2 separate regions of the Homo sapiens genome follow, and region 2 is linked to region 1. Evidence: chromatin loops called from intact Hi-C (ENCODE). Cell type or tissue: dorsolateral prefrontal cortex. All regions are shown on one strand. Links, peaks and the distances in the headings refer to the core of each region. The heading gives the core; the rest is flanking DNA.

Region 1 (2,909 bases), core at 215-2,714:
AGTTGGAACTTCTGACAAGTGATTTCTCTTCATTGCCTGACATGCAGGTGGCATCCAGAGAAGAAAAAGAGAGTCAGGATTTGGAGAAGTTTTTTGACTCTGTATTGAGAAAGGCCCAATTGCCTGGGTGATGGCAGCTCTGATTGTTCTCTAGCTGCAAGATCCTGGGTGGTGTTATCCGAAAGTAGTCCTGGGCTCTGGGTCTCTATTGCCTGGACAGGTGTGTTTCTCAGTTCCTGCAAATACACTGGACAGATGCAGCCCACAATTGGCTTCAGAACACAGAAGGCTCTGAAGTCAGTTGGGTCCATGGGCACATTGGTCAGGGACTATTCTCTAACCTAGAATCTGATGTTGGCTCCATTAATTTAAGAGTCTTGGAGTTAGGAAAACCTAGATTTGAATCTTGGCTCTGCCATTTTCTGAGTGATCTGGGGCCAGTTACAAACTCATCTCTGAAATGGGGCTGGTTCTACCCTGCAGGGTTGTGGTAATGATTAAATGAGATTCAATAAGACTTGCATCCAAAGCACTTAGCACAGAGCCTGGCACACAGTGAGCGCTCAATAAATGGTAGCTATTGTTATTGTCAGTTTCAAAACAAGGGGAAGGGCTCTTCATATTCATTTACTCTCCATTAGAGAAATCACAAATGATTTATTGGTCTTTTAAGAAGAAAGCTAAGAGGAATAGCTCATATTCTTTGTAATGTGCATATACAGTTATACAAATATGGTAAGATCACAGACTCTGGAGGAGGCAGAAGACAAACAGTGAATCTCTCCTCTCCCGAGACCTCCTGGGGCCAGTGACATAACCTCTCTGAGCCTTAGTTTTCTCATCTGAAAAATGGTAGCAGCTGCTTTCCTTCCTACCTATGTCATAGGGTCATTAGGAGAACTGAATTAAATGACAGAATTTTTATCAAAGCAAATGAACCAACTTAATTTATGGCTGAAGAGGTTTTGTTTTTTACAAAGATACAGTTAATTCAGGAGCAAGGAGGTAAGGCAAGAGCGGGATTTTAAAGAGGCCAAGAGGAGCTGGGTGTCTGGTTGGATTTCAGGATGCCCATGTTTAAATGCACAGGTCTGTGCCCAGTGCTTCTGGGCCAGGGCCAGTGCATCTGAAAGGTCTGTGCTTGGCTGACCACCCCATAGTCAGGAGGCACCGTCTGAGTGAGTTATGTGAGGAAGCCTTCAGGGTGGCTTATGGCCTTGACCACAGAGCCTGCTATTGAGGGCACAGTGGGCATCAGTGTTGGGACTGACGAGTTGGATCACACCCTGGATTAAAAGAGATGGTTTACCTGTGAGGGAAGCCAGGAAGGTAATGAGTGTCCCCAATTTAGACAGATTTAGGCAGATGGGAATTCAGCCTCCCTGGAGGGAGCTGGCTTAGTGCTCTCTCTCTTGGCTTGGCCAAGAGAGAGAGAGACCAAAGCTTAGGTCTCCCGAAAATGTTTGCCCATCTAAGCCAGCCAGCTCTGCCCCCTGCCTTGGAAGCCTTCTGGGTCCTCTAGTATTACAGCTTCAAGCTCTGAGAGCCAGAGACCCAGCCCTACACTCTGCTGTTGAGACAGGCAATACGGTCACCATCTCAGGTGAAGAAATAATGGCTTTCCAAAGGAGATTCCCATGGGGCAGGGCAGCAGAGGGTGGTTCTTGTGGTGTCAGCAAAACAGGCATAATCATGGCTATTACCTTGCAGTGTCGTTGGAAGAAATGTCGAGGTATCACTGGTAAGGGGCTTAGCACTGTGCAGGGCATGGGATTTGAGGGGGCTGCCTCAGTATTGAGGGTAGGTGGCTCTCTCACTGTGAGAGGCCCTCCCAGGATGGGGGGAGCTCTTTCATACTTTTGTAGGGAGGGGGACACCATCCTGGAGCTTAGAGCAGTGGACAGTTATACAAAAAGCTGCCAGCGAACTCTGCAGCTGCTCTGAGACCCAGCTACCTACAGAATTTCTCCTGGAGGCTTTGCATTCTGGTCGCCTCTTGGTCCAGTCTGCAAGAGGGAGCATTCCTGCCAGCCACAGGTGTGGCAGCCTGACCAGGTGATGAGACCTCCCCAGGTGTTGGAGATGAGATCCCAGCATGTGGTTCTCCAAGGCTTTGAGCTGGAGCTCTGCTCCTCATTGGCGATGAGACTCAGGGAGGTCCTTAGCTGCTCTGAACCTTGGCCATTCCCTTCCATAAAATGGGGACAACAATCCATGCCCTTCCTGCCTCTTCACTGCATTGCCAAGATCAGCATGAGATCGTGGGTGGGAAAATTCTGTTTTTTTTTTTTTTTGAGACAGAGTCTCACTCTGTTACGCAGGCTGAAGTGCAATGGTGCGATCTCAGCTCACTGCAACATCCGCCTCCTGGGTTCAAGCGATTCTCCTGCCCCAGCCTCCCAAGTAGCTGGGATTACAGGTGCACACCACCATGCCTGGCTAATTTTTGTGTTTTTAGTAGAGACGGGGTTTCATCGTTTTGGCCAGGATGGTCTCAAACTTCTGACCTCAGGTGATCTGCCTGCCTCAGCCTTTCAGAGTGCTGGGATTGCAGGCATGAGCCACCGTGCCCAGCTGGAAAGTTCTTTTTAAAATTGATAATCAGACAAAAGGAATTATTAGTAAGGCAGAATTCCTGCTTCAGAACAGAAAGAAAAGAGGACATGGAGGCCCAGGGAGATTAAGGAATCTGCTGAAGCCCACCCAACTGGGTAGAAGCAGGGCTGGGAGGCTCGGGCCAGGGCCAGGGCCAGCTTCATGGAGTGATGGCCTTTCCAAGCTGGAAGGGACCACAGTTCCTGCCTCACCCCCCACCTTTACATGGGAACACTGGAGACAGGGAGCAGAGGGCCTTCTGGTCAGCATCTGCCTCACCCGGCTTCTCCCTGGGAAATCTTGGGGTCTTTTGC
Region 2 (2,909 bases), core at 308-2,807, 120 kb after region 1:
TGTGTCAGTAGCCCTCTGCGTCCTACACCTCCCCTGGCACCCCTGCCCTGGCCCCCAGGCCTTTCTTTGTGGGGTATCCCAGTCTTTCTCAACACCTGTTTGGCAGCTAGGGGCACAGGTTCACAGGTGGGACGCCTGGTGTGATGTCTCACTCTGGCATTGACATGCTGGGTGGACTCAGCCAGATTATCTAACCTTTCTATGACTCAGTTTTCTCATCTGTAAAATGGGGCAGAACATCAGCATCTACCTAAGAGTGTTGTTGGGAGGATTAAATGTCCTAACACCCCCGGAGCACGGGGCAGAGAGTAATTGCTCATGAATGACACAACTGTCCAAGGTAGGTTGCCCAGCCCAAGGCCTTGTCTTTTTGGGACAACTGGCTAAATGAGATCCAGCTCCCACTGTGGCTTCCCAGGCATCTCTATTCATGCCACGGTGGGGAGATGGACGCCCGTGCTTGCTTTATGTCCCTGGGCCTCTTCCTCCTCCAGCACACGGTATGACAGCACCAAGCCACCACCTTGACCTTGGGCATGGACGCAGCTGGCTGTGGCCACTGGGTGGAAGCATTCAATTGCAGATGCTCCAAGTTTTCCCTTGCTCTCCTCCTGGCCTGGTACCCAGGGGCCACGCCCAGCCAGCATGGAGTTGACTCTGTATGAGAAATATATCTTTATGGTTTGAAGCCTCTTGGATTTAGCAGTTGTTTTGTTTCCAGTATAACCTTATCTATTCCCACTGATAAAACAGGGTTGCCCTGTCCCATGCTAAGGCTCCTTGGAATGCTCATCTAGATGAGGGTCAGTCTTAACTGCAACTTTCCAAGCATCTCTGAGTCCCAGCCAATGCCCTCACTGCGTTAGAAACCTCCATGCTTAGCTCCGCCGGCCTCCGCAGCCCCCTTGCCCTGGCCAAGGGCCACTCTGAAACATGATAACAGAGAGGGCTGCCTCGTTTCCCCAAATATAGGCTCTTATCAGCCTCATTCGCCCTAGGACATTTGGTCATTGTCTTAGTCTAGACATCAAAATTAAAATCTCTTATGAGCTCATATTCTGGGGAAGTTGGGTCAGGCTGTGTCCGGGCCAAAATTCCTCTGCCTCCGGCCCAGCTGCTGCTACAGCAGAGCTGAAGCTTGTTGGAAGGGAAACTAGGGATGCGGGACGGAGCCTGGAGGGAGAGCCAGAAAGCTGGGCTCTGCTTCTCAATGTGTGATCTTGGAGAGTCACTTTTTGTCTCTGGGCCAAAGATGAAATGAACTTGCCTTTTCCTGCCTTGGGGCCTTTGCACAGGCTGTTCCCTCTGTCTGAAGCTCTCACCACCTCCCTTCCTCTTCACCTGGTTAACTCTTGCTCAGCTATCACATCTCAGCCTAAAATACAGGGTCACTGTGCTCAAGGAAACTTGAAGACCTGCTGCCTTCAGCGCAGACAGCTTCCTTTAATTGTGTCGAGAGACTGTCTCCTTGCTAGGCTCAGAGCTCCACAAGAGTGAGAATCTGTCTGTTTACCTCTCTGTGACTCAATTAAGGCTTGCTGAAGGAACGAGTGAGGTGCATCAATCTGCTCCACGAGAGCCTACAGCTCCCTGGCACTTGGCAGGAGCTGCAAGAGGGCCCCCCTCGTCTCTTTTCTGCTCCCTCTTCCTGCTTGCTGGCGGGTTGGAAATCCTTGGCAAGGATTAAGTGTGTCCTGAGTGACTTGGCCCTTTGCTGCCTCCTGGCGTCCACTTCCAAGATAGCCGTCCCCAGATGCTTCTCCCACTCGTGGAGGAAAACTGAGTGTGGCTTCCATGTGCTGTGATCTCGTTCATTTCCAACAGTAGCCTTGTGAGAGAGGAATGATCATCCCCTGTTTGACAAATGAAGAAGGTCCACATTTGTTCATTTGTTTGTGGAATAATGACTGAGCACCTATTATTTGCCAGACACTTTGTTGGGAGCTGGTGCTTCGCTGATGAACGGCAACGCGCTGCCTCATGGAGCTTACGTTCAGGTCTGCAATAGGGAAGGCAGATAGTAAACAAGTGAACAAACGTTTTGTGTGGGCCGGGCGCGGTGGCTCATGCCTGTAATCCCAGCACTTTGGGAGGCTGAGGCGGGCAGATCACTTGAGGTTAGAAGTTCGAGACAAGCCTGGCCAACGTGGTGAAACCCCATCTCTACTAAAAATACAAAAATCAGCCAGGTGTGGTGGCGCACACCTGTAGTCCTAGCTACTCGGGAGGTTGAGGCAGGAGAATTGCTTGAACCTGGGAAGTGGAGGTTGCAGTGAGCCAAGATCGCACCACTGCACTCCAGCCTGGGCGACAGAGCAAGACGCCGTCTCAAACAAAACAAAACAAAATCCATTGTGTGTGTGTGTGCACAAGCACACTCAAGATGCCAGGGGACAGTGGCTGGGCTTTGGTGGTCCAGATGTTAACTGACTTGTACAAGATCACAGAGATGCAGCTAGATTTGAACCTGGTAGTAACAATTGTAGCTAATAACTCTATAAGCCCTTGCTCTGCCATGTGCTGCTGAACTCAGCGCTTTTTACATATATGCTACAACAGCCCTACTATTATCCTTGTTTTGCACATGGGGAAATAAAGCACAGAGAGGCTAGGTAGCTTGCCCAAGGTCACTCAGCTGCTCAGTGGTGGAGCTAGGACTCAATCCAGGCAATGTGGTTCCAGAGCCTGCCCTTTAACACTGTAAGACAAAATTTAGAAGTTTTGACATCCAGGGCCTTGGGGATGGTGGCCACAAACCCAGTGTGCTACTCTCCTCCCAGCCCAGCCAAGTAGACCATCCTGGACAGTCTCCTGCCCTCAGATCTTCCAAGATGACTGTATAGCCTCCTGTCCCATGAGTTGGAAAGGATGGGGAGGAGAGGGTGCTGTGGAGGGCCCCTATCCTCAGG

What was found. Hi-C counts contacts between places; a loop is a spot of excess contacts. Peaks named below come from ENCODE experiments on the same cell type or tissue, not always from the same donor. Only the 100,000 strongest peaks of a DNase experiment are listed, where the experiment ranks them.
Region 2: a loop joins it to region 1, with 3 times the contacts of the local background. A loop is called at or near these places in 9 of 110 quality-filtered maps.

The regions. Positions count from the first base shown.
Region 1 is chr9:113,530,955-113,533,863 of GRCh38, forward strand. The region is part of intron 16 of RGS3 (regulator of G protein signaling 3); the gene reads left to right. Among named protein-coding and RNA genes, the nearest start is that of RGS3, 69 kb to the left of the region's middle. In dorsolateral prefrontal cortex, for the core only: no CTCF peak of the experiment used is centred there; no DNase peak of the experiment used is centred there.
Region 2 is chr9:113,653,864-113,656,772 of GRCh38, forward strand. The region is part of intron 2 of LOC105376223 (a long non-coding RNA gene); the gene reads left to right. Among named protein-coding and RNA genes, the nearest start is that of RGS3, 190 kb to the left of the region's middle. In dorsolateral prefrontal cortex, for the core only: CTCF peaks have their summits at 1,726 (motif pointing left) and 1,935; a DNase peak (open chromatin) is centred at 1,698; H3K27ac peaks cover 703 bases.